Regions from separate parts of the Homo sapiens genome. Here all the other regions are linked to region 2. The links are chromatin contacts, found by Hi-C in ENCODE. All regions are on one chromosome and are shown on one strand. The core of a region is the stretch at or near the end of the contact, and the rest is flanking DNA. Distances in the headings are between cores, read along the strand shown.

Region 1 (4,342 bases), core at 1,013-3,512, 2.3 Mb after region 2:
GGAGGACATTGCTGTTTGAAGAATTGGCTGCTGTTGTACATACTCTGAAGCAGGATTTTGAGTCACTGATTTGACATGGCCTGGGGCCATCTGTGTAGAAACCATTGGTTGCTGTTGTCCATACTGTAACTGTTGGGGTGGTGGTGCCCCTGGAAGGGGAGTTTGCACTGGAGGAGCCGCCTGAGAATATGGTAGCTGGGGTTGAGCCAAACTGGAAATGGAAGGCTGCTGACCTAAAGCTGAAGTTACACCAACCACATTTACAGGCGATGGCTGGATACCAGTTGCAGCACTCATAGTGGCTTGCAGAGGTACTGGCTGAAGACCTTGCTTTTGCTGATAGCTCAGTTCTTGAGACTGTAATTGTACTTGTGAGATCTGTGACTGAGAAATACTCTGTGGTATACTAACTGCTGGAATACTCTGTGGACCAGTGCTACCAAAATCCATCTGTTGGAGGGTCACACCTTGGAGAGCTGGTTGTTGCTGTTGTTGTTGTTGTTGCTGCTGCTGCTGCTGCACCACCACAGTAGGGGCTCCCATCTCTCCACTTCCCACACTCTCTGTATAGTGACTCAGTGTGCTGACACTACTGCTCACTGAACTCCCACTAGTGCTCTCCCTTTCAGAAGTCACTTCTATCGGATTTTGCTTTACAGTCTCCACCACTTTATTTATCAGCACACCTTCTGTAGCAGGTACAGCATTTTCTTTTTCATAGAACTCAGTGCAAGTCCATCTACCTTTTTTAAAGGGCTCAGAACTAGAATCTAACTTCACAACTCTGAACCTCGAAGTGTTAACTGTTGGTTGTTGCTGCTGACTTGAAACCGATCCCCCAGTCATCCCTGCAGCTGCATTAGGAACACTGCTAACAGCAGCAGAGGAAGAAATAGTACCATTGCCCATGCCACTCAAGATATTCACATTAACACCACTGGTAACTCCAGGCCCAACACTCACACCAGCAGCACTAGGAATATTGCTTGTACTTATATTAACATTACCAAGCATGCTGCTTGTCACATTAGGATTAAAACTACCCACAGCAGTAATGTTAACATTATTTACTGTACTAGTGCCAGTAACAGAATTTATACCTATTCCACCTGTAGTACTTGGAGCACGCATATTAGTCATTACAGATGCAGGTGAACCACTGGATGATACAGCAGAAGTTGGTGCAACTGGTGTGATACTGTCAGAGCTTCCAGTTGTAGAGAGTTTTCTAGATACTGGGCTTGAGGGTGGCCCACCAGTAATGGATGCACTGGCCACAGCAACATGAGATGGATGGTGGTGACCATGTTGGAGGTGGTGCCCATGATGAATCTGATGGTGGTGATGGAGGTGGTGTGGATGAGCATTCCCATTGATCACAACATTCTGTTGTGGAAGGTGAGGCAAATGAGGCTGAGGAAGGTGGGGCTGGTTGGGAGAGACTGCCCCAGGTGTCTCGGCTTCCTGGAAGTTATTTAGGGTCTCTTCTGAGGAGCTGCGTTCGGGCTCCCCTAAGTCAGTAGCCCTGGAAAGTGACACATCAAGGATCTCCGAAGAAGAGAGATCTTCCGTGTGAGATTCATCCAGATCATCATAGCTCTCAGTGTCCTCTGCTATACTGTTGTTAGAGCTGATACTAGCGGAGATCTGAGCAGGAGTAACGCTAGTTATCTGGAAGCCACTTTTCTTTTTCATTTGAGTTCCGCCTGGCGCAAGAGGCTGTGCCTGCAGCTGAGCCTGCGAAAGGAGGTTCAGGCTTTGTGGAGGCGGAGGCTGTGGTCCCGACGTAGAAGATGCTGCAGGGGGCGGCGGCTGAAGCAGCGACGGAGGCGGAAAATCCTCGGAAGATGTGGCATTACTACCGACGCCGGTACCTGCTGCATTGAGAGCAGAGGCGCTGCCACTACCGCTGCCCCTTCGAGGGAACATTGCCGGGTGCGCCATCTTCCTAGCGCTAATGTCTGCAGCGGCGGCGGCCGCGGCGGTGGACTCAGGCGGCTGGTGCATTGTGTTGGGTACCGGGGGCGCGGAGGAGACGAGTGCAATTTCCTTCTGCACCGTAATCTTTGTATTGGAGACGCCGGAGAGGAAAACGGGACCTGACGCTCCGCCTGGCGCGATTCCTCCTTCTCCTCCTCCTCAGCCAAAGGCGCCGGTCGCTCCTGCCTTCGAGAGCGAGCTTCGGAAAGGAGGATGAACGAGGGTGAACAGGGCGGCCGGGGACCCGAAGGGGGGATCCCTTCAGTCCTTCGCCATTCACTTTCCCCTCTAGCCTCACACCCCCCTTTATATTCTGCTTCACGTGGGGTGCGGGGCAGGAGGGAGGGGGAGAGCGCAGGAAGGGGAGGAAAAGCGAGAAATGCCCACCTTCTCCGGCCAACTCCGAAGCCGCCTCAGCCCCCTCCTCCCGCCGCGTCGGCGGCCGCTGCAAAGCCCTCCCGGCCGCTCTGCACGGAGGCAGCGCCAAGCAAATGTCGCCTTCCCCTCGCCACCCCCGGGGCCGCCGCCGCCGCCAGCGAGCCCCGAGCTCAGTGTCGCTCAAACCTCCCCTCCCGGCCCCGCTCGGCCCTCCCCCCGCGCCCCGCAGACCCTTTCAAACCCCCTGGGCTCGCGGCGGCTGCTCGGTGAGGAAACGCTGGCCGCGGCTGGGGCCGGGGCGACGCGGCTGCGAGCGGGGCGGCGGCGAGGCGCCCGGTACGGTGAGCCCAGCAACGAGGCGCGGGCGGGCGCGCAGAGACGCCGGGTCCTCGCGGAGCACGGCCGGGGCGCGGCGGCGGCGGTGGCAGCGGGAGCCCAGGGACCGCTCCATCACTGGCAGCCATGGAGCCCGAGCATTTTCCTCCCTCAGGGCAGGCGCCTCGACTCGGCACACGTCCTCGGGGAGGAAGGGGCCGGCACCCGAGCCTCTCCGGAGGGCGGCGGGACGTGCGCTAGGGCGGAGGGTGCGACCCTCTCTTATCCTCTTCCTCCGCAGCCGGCTCTTCCTCACCCCGCTGCTCCCGCGACCGGGCGGGAGAGGGCCGCAGGCGGCGGCGGCTCCTTTCTCCGCGGCGTTGGTGGCCAGACGGGCTGGTGCAGCGACTGCAGCCGACGCCGTTCAAAGGAACGAGGTGGGGTTGGTCGGTGTCGGCAAACGGGGCGGGGGAGTGAGTGGGTGCCGAGGGAGGGTGTCGGGCGGGGAGGGGGCTGTGGTGGTTGTTACTAGTGCTCTTCTTCGGCTCCCCCGGCTCCACCGTATCCCCCAGTCTCTCGCGGCATCGGGAGGGGAGGGACCAGCGCGGAGCGCAGGAGGAGGAGGGGCGACCGCCGGCGAGAGGAGGCGGTGGTGGCTGGGGGGAGGGGGCAGGCGGAGGAGGAGGAGGGAAGATGGCGTCTGCGCATGCGCCTCGGCGCCGCAGACATAAAGCCGGGTCTGGCGGGGCAGGAGGCGGCGGGTCTTCGGGCCTAGGCGAGCGCCAGGTCTCCCGACGGAAATTACCGAAGGCTGGCAGAGGCGCCGAAGCCGGGAGTGGTGGAGCCGGAGGGGATAGTGGGGGTGGGGAATTCCGGCCGAAGGAGCGAATCCGGGTCGGACTGCGTGATTCGGCCCGGTGGGGGCGGGCAGGGTGCGCGCCTGCCGCGCGCCCAGGTTAGGTGTGTCCGCTCTTTTCACACTCGCGGCCGGCGCGCGCGGGCACGCGGCAGAGGAGGGGGCGCGGCGCGGAAGGGCCGGCGGAGGCGGCGGGAGCGCCGGCGCTTGGTGTGCGCGCCTTGGGTGGTGTCCCCCGCCTGCGGAATGGGTAATGAGGCTTTTCTCCGCAGCAACAGCATCACGAGTTTCAGTTCCCAGGAGCCCGCCGCCGCGGCTGCTGCCGCTGCCACGACATGAGTCAGGCTTTCTTCCCTGGCGCGTGGCGGAAACCTCCTCCCCCTCGCCGCACCTGGGCTCGCCCCCGGCCCTTGCCTCCTCGGGGGATGCCCTAGGGCCGGGAGCTGTGGGGTCTATGGAAGGCCGGTGGCTCCCGGTGATAGGTGTTGTCTTTTGTGCAGTGCAGTTGCTGCCATGCGGTCCCCTCGCCCTTCCACGGGCAGGGGCGAGGCGGCCGGGCAGATGTTGCAGCTGTTTCCAGTTAACTGCCTGAGCTCCTCTGGGCTAGGCTCTTCTCTAACGAGGAGTGGTTGCAATCCATCCTTAACTGGAGGACAGAAGCAGGCCGGCCCTGTAATCGACTGACCTCAACAGGTGTCTCCAAGCAGCGACGCCTTTTTCGTTCATCGTCCTGGCTATATCCCCCATTGGTTTGACTCAGGAGGCAAGGTGGTCCGGACATGTGAGCAACACAAATGATAAGAATGCCTTTTA
Region 2 (4,307 bases), core at 385-2,884:
TCCAACCAGAGACATTACACCCCTGACAATAAAACTCTCCTCCACCCAGAAACATTCCAAGTCTACAATATGCTCTCCCTCCCTAAACCACTAAATACCTTTAGTCTGTAAGAGAGAACACTCCTGACCGAAATCGGCCAGAAGCCCCTCTCAGGTTTATTCTCCAAAATAAACCTGTCTCTGTTAAGCTGCTTTTTGTGTTTCTTTCTTTAACTCTTACAGTTTCCATCTCCAGGCTCAAGAAAGTTTACTTTCTCATTTCTTCTTCCCTCAAATGCACTAGAATAGATCCTTACTTAGGGCCTTTGAATTAGTGTTATCCTTTTCCTGGAATGCTCTATGCTCTGATTTTTGCGTCTGTTATTCAAATCGCTGCTAAAATATCTCCTCCTTAAAAGGGCATCCCCTTTACTAGCCACTCAGTCACCATCACCATCACGTCACTTATTGTAACTTCTTTGCATACAGCTTAAAACCAACAGATTTTTTTTCTTTTCACCCTCAGATAAGTTCCCTAGAATCTACACTACTTGTCTTCATCATTGTTCAATCAACAGCCTAGAGTAGTGTTTGTTGAATGAAGAAATGAACAAACGAATGCACCCTTTCTTCCGTGACCCTCTCCTCTGAACAGGGCAAAACTTAACTCATAACGAGGATACACTCAAAAATGTCTTTCTTATTGCCAGGTGTTTCCACTCTTGAGGAACAGATGCCCTTTAGGAGACAGGGCAATTTGACTGGACTGGCCCTTCCGATTTTAGGTGAAAATAATCACCATAACAGCTTTTCATCTCTGGCTAGGCTTCCCAGTGACCAAAGCTTTACTTTCCGATTTCCATACCACGTAAAGACATCAGGGTGAGCACTAGGGCCCTGAGAACCCTGGAAGCTACTTCTTGGCTGGGATAGGGCTGGTTGCCCGGTGCGCTGTGAGTGGTCCTCCCCGGAGATGCTGGGAGAAGGGGCGGAGCCATCAGAAAGGATGAGCCTTCCTTGGGCCTTCGGATCTGGTGGGGCTGCCACTTTGGGAAGGGCCCCGGGCTTCGGAAGAAAGCAAAACTAGCCTTGTGGCGAAGAAGGAGCCCAGCTGGCCCCAGGCTGTTAAGACTAAGGGGTCGAGGGAAAAGAGGCAGAGCCTGAAACCAAATCTGCGGAGCAAGCCAAGGCCTGGGGACTTGCCAGAGGGAAGGGTTAAGCCGTTTCCAAGGCAACGGACCAGGAAGCGCGCAAGACGTCCGCCGCAGGTTCGTAGGTCGCCCTCGAATTTAAAGCTCCCAAGGCTGAGTGGGTCCCGGCCAATGGAGAGGCCCCCTTTAAGTCATGTGACCAGCGGGGCTGCCCCGCGGGCTGCTCCGCGGGCTGCACTGGAGCACGTGGGAAGGCTTTTTTTCCTGTTCCTTCTTTCCCTTTTTAAACGCCCACCCACTTTTGCGCGGGCTCGGCCGCGGAATTTTTCTCGCGAGAGGCGCGCTGCCCTCTCGCGAGAGAGAGTGGGAGGCGTGGAGAGTAGGCGGTGTTGCGGGCCGGAGCTGCGGCGGCGGCGGCGGCGGCGGAAGCCGAGGGGTGGGCAGGGCGGGGGCGGGCCGCGGGGCTGGGAGGGGGAGGGCTGGGGGTCAGCGCGGGAGGGGGCCAGCTTGCTTGCCCGGCTCGCTCACGGGTCGTTGAGGCCGGTGACATGTCTGTGAGCTGCGGAGGCTGCGGCCCCCAGGTGAGCCGGGCGCCGACGTGCTCGCCGCGGAGGCTGCGTTTAGATGGGGTGGCGGCGGGTGTGCGGCCGGCATGGATGGAGCGGCCCGGCTCCGGCGCTCCAGCCCCTCCGCCTGCCGCTGGTCCCCCTTCTGGCTTCGGGGCCGCCCGAGAGCTGCGCCTTCGCATGGCGGAGGGAGGAGGGCGGGAGGAGCGCGGCCGAAGGAGGAAACTCACCGCACCGGGCCCAGAGTAGAGGGAGGTGCTGGGTCTCGAGACGCGTCTTCCTGGGGTCCCAAGTGTGGCGGTGGAGCTGCCGCCCCTTTTAATGACAGGCTGTTTCCATCCCCGGGGTGGTCTTCAGAGACGGCCCCCCGGGTGCGTGGTGCGCGTGCTTAGTGTGTGTTCGTGGTGTGCGCACAGGAACATTTGCAGCGGTTGGGAGGACGTTGCACTTTGTTCCCGAACAGCATCCTTCACTGTCAGACCCCCGGAGCCTTGGAAGCAGGCGCTGCTCAGATCTTGTAAACGGAAGGCGTCAAGGGGCTCCTCAGAGTATTGATATTTGGATTTGCTGTCAAATACTCTCCTAGGCTGTTAATGGCTTAAGGCTGGCCATAAAGTACCCCGAATGGATTGAGTATACTGCTGTTAATCCAGGCATCTAAGCTGCTTTATAAAAAATATGTAGATGTAACCGAAGTATTAAAAAGTGACAATGACAGTAAAAGCTAACATTTTTTCTCTTCCCCATATTACCAGCTTTCATTTTTTTTCTCTGCTTTGTCTGTCTTCTAAAACCATATAAAGTTGGATGTGGTTTAGCTTTAGATGTTAAGGAGTTTCATGGTGAGAAAGACTGCTGAGATACATACCTAATAGCTTTAGTACAAACTGGAGTTAATTCCTGTTCTCTTTTCAGCTTTTCAATCGCTTGCAAAATGCTCGTTTTGCTTAGCTGCTTCCCACTGTTTTAGAAATGTCATGTCGATTGTTATTTTGTTATGTCTGAAAATACTCAAAATATGGAGTACTAAGAAAAAATGGGGTATCAGTAATGCACAGATATATTTTTTTTAATGTCATCATTTTAGGATGGCAGCCCAGTGCCTGGCATGATTGGTGTCAGTTAAAATAGTGCAATTGAATGATTTTTTTTTTTTTTGAAAAACACATTTACTTTTTCAAACGGTACCCTGATTATTCATTTTTTCTTGTCGTTGTTCCTCCTGACAAAACTGACCCAGGGGTGGACAGTGAATGTCACTATTGTAGCTGTAACAGTAATTTATGAAAGGTCAAAGAATGTAAGGAAATCAGGGAAGAAGTGGGTTCCCAAGCTGAGCTAGAGACTAATGTATGTACCCACATAACTGCAGTATCGACAATATTGATAAGGGCCTAGCAGTGGACTCCTAGGCCAGTGATATTTTGCAGTTGTTGAGGATATGGGAAGTTGCCTAAGACATGGAACCATAGTGAGAAATTCTCTAGCCTTCTCTAGCCCCCTGAACTCCAGGGATAAGTCTAGAAGCTGAAGAAGTCCTCTTTTGCCTTTAGAGGCTGGAAAAAATACGGTACTTTTAATTTTTTTATTTTTTAATTTTAGGAACTTACTGTCTGGAAAAGGAACTCAAACCAATTTGGACAATATATTAAAGGCCGTTTTAAGAGAAAATGCCAGTTGTAAATAGGTAGAGGAATTCTGTCTATACGTGACAAAAATGTGAAAGACTTAGAAAATATCTCTTTGTGAATGGGCAGAGGAGACCAGTGTTGATTAGAAAAAATTCCTTCTTACTCCATCTTAGCAAACTAATTTTCAGAAGTAGAAAAATAAATTTTTTGGCTGGTCTTCATAACCTTTTGGCAAGGGTTTCAAACTTGTAGGGCGTGTGGTGTTTGGTTTTTCAAAAGTAATTGAAGTAACTTTGGATAGGGTAACTGATTTTGTTTTTTTTCCTGTCTTGTGGTCTGCATTTTATTAATCAACTACCTGGAAGGATTGAAGGGTGAGGACAGGTCGAGAAAAGCTTTAAGTTAAGCCTGGGCATGAGTTAAGGGTCAATGAGCTGGTAATATGGGGAAGAGAAAGAAAAATGCTTTATCAGTTTAAAAACAGCCTGGAAAGATCCAAGTGTCTCGATTCTCCCAGTCATCCTTACATATAAAAGTTTATTAAAAAAATACTTCTGGGCCAGGCTTGGTGCCTTACACTTGTAATCCCAGGACTTTAGGAGGCTGAGGCGGGTGGATCACTTGAGACCAGGAGTTCAAGACCAGCCTGGCCAACATGGAAAAACCCTGTCTTTACTAAAAAATAAAAAATTAGCCACGTGTTATGGCACATGCCTGTAATCCCATCTAGTCGAGAGGCTGAGGCACAAGAATCGCTTGAGCCTGAGAGATGGGAGATTGCAGTGAGCCGAGATCGTGCCACTGCACTCCACCCTGGGCGACTGAGTGAGACTCTGCCTCAAAAAACAACAACAAAAAACTTCTGGAGTAAAGGCATTTGAAATTTGTAGATTAGAGACTGGACATGGTAAAAGGAGAAAAGTTATCATTTTTAGAATAATCTGAGAATGTTTCTTGGGAAATAAATGGGGTAGAGGCCT
Region 3 (4,147 bases), core at 719-3,218, 2.6 Mb before region 2:
TTATTACTTAAACATTTTGTCTATTTATCTCCAATTTACTTTTTAAAATAAACAGCTTTATTTTTTTTTTTTCAATTTTAAGATAGGGCCTTGCTCCATCACCCAGGCTAGAGTAGAGGGCAGTGGCATGATTATGACTTACCGCAGGCTTGAGCTCAAGTGATACTCCCACCTCAACCTTCCAAGTAGCTGGGACCACAGGCATGCCACCACACTCGACTAGTTTTCGTATTTTTTTTTTTTTTTTTGTAGAGACAGGGTCTCGCTATGTTGCCCAGGCTGGTCTTTAACTCCTGAACTCGAGATCCCCCTGCCTAAGCCTCCCAAAGTGCTGGGAATACAGGTGTGAGCCACCATACCTGGCCTAAAAAACAGATTTGAGATGAAACTTGCATGCCATTCAATTCATTCATTTAAAGTGTACAGTTCAGTGTTTTTTAGTATATTTACAGAGTTGTGCAACCATCACCACAATTTAGCTTTAGAGTATTTTCATCTCCCCAAAAATTAACCTGTACCATGAACTGACACTCCCCATTCCCTCTTCCCAACACTCCTCTTCCCAGAACCACTCATCTACTTTCTATCTCTATTGATTTACCTATTTGGGAGATTTCACATAAAGAGGTCATACAATATGTGGTATTTCATGACCGCTCCTGACTTGGCATGTTATCATCGTCATTCCTTTTAATTGTACATATTTGCAAGCTCTACATTATATTATTGCTTTGTATATATGCAAATTCATTTGGATATATACACCTTAGGTAAACCTTTGATATTTTAATTTTGGTTACACTGAACTTAAATTTATCTGTGAAAGAGAAAAGACATCTTACAATATTGAGTCTTCCTGTTGAAGAGAACAATATATTTTTTCATTGATTTAAGTTTTATGTTCTCCCAGTAGCATTTTAAAGTTTTCTTCATCTAGGTTCTCTGTATTTTTTGTTGAATTCATACCTAGATATTGCTGCTTTTTGTATATTTTTTTCTTTTGGATAGTTGGGCCTTCTCTTCTTCATTAGAGTAGAGATGAGTGGTTTTGTCAGTGCTTTCTTTATGTGACCTCTGTAATAGGTAATTTTCCCTTAAGTCTGATATACAATATAACTATGTACATAGACATATATGAAACAAGGAAAATTTATGACAAGAGCCAAATAGTGTTTCTGACAAATAATTCACAGAAGCCCAGCGATTTTATTTTGATCCAAATTTTAAAAACTGAGAAAAGAAAGAAAAAAAGCAATGATGTTTGTTTTCCAGAGTTTCCCGGGAAGTTTTTTCAACTTGTTACATTTTTATCCATTACTTTACAGCTACATGGGCTCTGGTCCATTTGTGTCAGGGCCAAGTTCATCTTGTTTTGAGGCCTGTACACTTACACACTTTCTTCTGCCTGGGAATGATTTCTCCTCACATTCTGATTCTCCTTCAAATCTCAGTTTAAGTGTCAACTCCTCTCCAAACCTCCCTGAGTGAAGTGGGCCTTTCCCTCCATTTTCTTTCACTGTACTACTTCATCCCCTGAGCACTCATCACAACCTAATAACATCTATTAACAGCTTTGTCTGTTTCAGACACACAATGTAGATTCTCCAATGCCTACCAGAGTACCTGGCACATACTATGCCTTCAATAAATAATTTTCAAAAAAATGAATTCAGATAAGGCAAATGTAATTTAAACTTTCAGTTAACTTATATTGAATGTATATGCCAGGCACAAGTCATGGTGTATTTTACATACTACATTTGGTTGTCATCTAATTAGCTCTGAAGGTCGCAGATCCATAATTCCAAAGTCCTCTCTAATCCTATAAATTTTCTCCTTCTACCTGAGGGTCTTGTCCCGCCCCCCACATCTTCTCCGCCCCTCACGCTTCTGAGAGCCCAAGCAGGGTTACCCGGCGAAGACTTCCGGGGCCGATGCGCATGCGCGGCCGATTTGCACATGCGCAATACTCGCGCTGCCTCCGTGGTCCCTGCCTGGCTGAGGTGGCAGCAGGGGGCGGGACGCGCAGCGCTATGGCAGAGGGCAGCGGGGAAGTGGTCGCAGTGTCTGCGACCGGGGCTGCCAACGGCCTCAACAATGGGGCAGGCGGGACCTCGGCGACGACCTGCAACCCGCTGTCGCGCAAGCTGCATAAGATCCTGGAGACGCGGCTGGACAACGACAAGGTAACCGGGGCTGGCGGGGCCGGAGTCACAGGTTCCTGCGGGGCTGAGCCGGGCCAGGGGCGGCGTCTGTCAGGGACCCACCGCGGTCTCCCTCGTCCCGGCAGCAGAGGGACCGCGAGTGACCCCAGACCTGCGGGCTCCGCTGCTCTGCGGGCGCCGGGGGCGGTGAGAAGGGGGAGCCCCAGCAACCTCCGGAAAAGCGAAGGGGTTTCCTGGGTGTTCTCTCCACCTGAAAAGGTGCCTTCAAGGCTCTCTGGATGGGATTGGTGAACGGTGGTGCCTCGAGAAGTGTCCTCCAAACACCCCTGGAGGCGTTTGGCTGTGTGAGCTGGGAGAGTGGAGGAGAGCACAAGACTGGATATGAAACAGATGCAAAAGAGCAGATTCCAAGATAAGGTAGCGCAAATGGGGGTCGGGAGACCAAGAGAGCAGTGGTAGGGATAAGGGTGCATTTCCACGGACAAGTGACAACAATTGCAATAATTTGCAGCGCGAAAGAACTACCTTTGCCCGTGGCTGAAATGAACTCATATCTACTAGTTTTTGTTGAGCCAAGCGCTATGATTTGTGGGCTCAGGCTGTATTTCTTTAGAAGATAAACTGACAGCATGCTCTCACAAGTACCTCCTGAAACTTAAGTTGGACTTTACAGCTCCTCACATACCCAGCCATCTCTTCTGTCTCTGTGGGTCGCTAGGTAAATTGGTCATGACAGTGTAACATAAAGAAGAACATATGTCAAAGTTAGAGAGTTTTATAGGTGAATATGTAGGTAACTGAAAATAAGCTGTCGATAACAATTTGATTCCGATATGTAAAAAAATAACATTGCAATGTAATGAATAAGAAATTAGGGCTCTGGAGACTACCACTTATTAGATAGAACCACTAAATGTGTGCATCATGATTTGAGTAAGTCCCTTCACTAATCTCAGCTTCTGTTTAGGAATTAGGAATCCTGCTGTTAAGTTTCTCATGGTTGTTATTTGAGGACTCAGTGAGAGACTCCAGGTAAAGTCCTTTGCAAAGAGCCTGGCACTTACTCTTTCTTAACAAATATTAATTTTATCATAAAATTTATGAAGTGTTTAATGTGTCTCATATTGATATTTATTATATCATTTAAGACTGCTACTTGCTCTGATATAGATAACATGGCCTTCTTTTTTGGACAGAGTTTTGCTCTTTTTGCCCAAGCTGGAGTGCAATGGGCGCAGTCTCGGCTCACTGCAACCTCTGCCTCCCGGGTTCAAGCGATTCTCCTGCCTCAGCCTCCCAAGTAGCTGGGATTACAGGCATGTGCCACCACGCCTGGCTAATTTTGTATTTTTATTAGAGACGGGGTTTCTCCATGTTGGTCAGGCTGGTCTTGAACTCCTGACCTCAGGTGATCTGCCCGCCTCAGCCTCCCAAAGTGCTGGGATTACAAGGCGTGAACCACTGCGCCCGGCCACATAACCTTCTTTTTACCATGAGGAAAATAAAGCATGGAGAGAGTGCAGCTAGGTTGTCATATAACTAGTAACTGGTGGAACTGTAATTTGCATCTGAGTCTGTGATTTCATTCGTTCAACATTACTGATTACTTCTTTGAACCAGACCTTAGGACATTTCAAGGCTATAGTCTAAAGAAACTGCTTCACTTCATGGGTTTTTTTTTTCTGTACAGTAAGTATTTATAGTTGTAAACATATTTTTGCTTCCTCTGAAATATTAAATTGAATTTATATAAATAGTTTTACTGTTTTTGTCAATCCAGCCAATATTTCAAAATAACAAATAGAAACATGAAAGGGTAAGCCTACTAGAATATACAGTAGTGGAGGTGTAGAAATGTATATCTGCAGAATTTAGTGTACAATGGGGATGTCCTGGGCTTGGTTCTCTGCTCTCTCTTCCATTCATGTTTTCTCTGTAAGAAAAATCTTGTACTTTCATGGTTTTAAGTAGCAAAAAGCATG

What was found. A loop is a pair of places that touch in the nucleus more often than their neighbours do. Pooled maps may share reads with other maps.
Region 1: a loop to region 2 is called in a map of B cell, with 38 times the contacts of the local background. The contact joins the promoter of TSC22D1 here to the promoter of AKAP11 in region 2. A Hi-C loop is called at or near these places in 6 of 168 maps with a recorded cell type or tissue (B cell, CD4-positive, alpha-beta T cell, CD8-positive, alpha-beta T cell and 2 more) and 16 of 50 pooled maps.
Region 3: a loop to region 2 is called in a map of CD8-positive, alpha-beta T cell, with 11 times the contacts of the local background. The contact joins the promoter of COG6 here to the promoter of AKAP11 in region 2. A Hi-C loop is called at or near these places in 4 of 168 maps with a recorded cell type or tissue (CD4-positive, alpha-beta T cell, CD8-positive, alpha-beta T cell and naive thymus-derived CD4-positive, alpha-beta T cell) and 6 of 50 pooled maps.

The regions. Positions count from the first base shown.
Region 1 is chr13:44,574,068-44,578,409 of GRCh38, forward strand. It overlaps TSC22D1 (TSC22 domain family member 1), which reads right to left and starts at 2,263. Exons shown (of 3, transcript NM_183422.4): 1 at 1-2,263. The coding sequence starts at 2,007. It overlaps TSC22D1-AS1 (TSC22D1 antisense RNA 1), which reads left to right and starts at 1,829. Exons shown (of 3, transcript NR_038381.1): 1 at 1,829-2,203; 2 at 2,975-3,110; 3 at 4,035-4,342. RefSeq lists an enhancer at 1,736-1,975 and silencers at 2,296-3,005, 3,016-3,255, 3,526-3,725, 3,906-3,955.
Region 2 is chr13:42,270,518-42,274,824 of GRCh38, forward strand. It overlaps AKAP11 (A-kinase anchoring protein 11), which reads left to right and starts at 1,635. Exons shown (of 13, transcript NM_016248.4): 1 at 1,635-1,711. RefSeq lists an enhancer at 825-1,004 and a silencer at 1,545-1,894.
Region 3 is chr13:39,653,694-39,657,840 of GRCh38, forward strand. It overlaps COG6 (component of oligomeric golgi complex 6), which reads left to right and starts at 1,969. Exons shown (of 19, transcript NM_020751.3): 1 at 1,969-2,186. The coding sequence starts at 2,034. RefSeq lists a silencer at 2,233-2,282.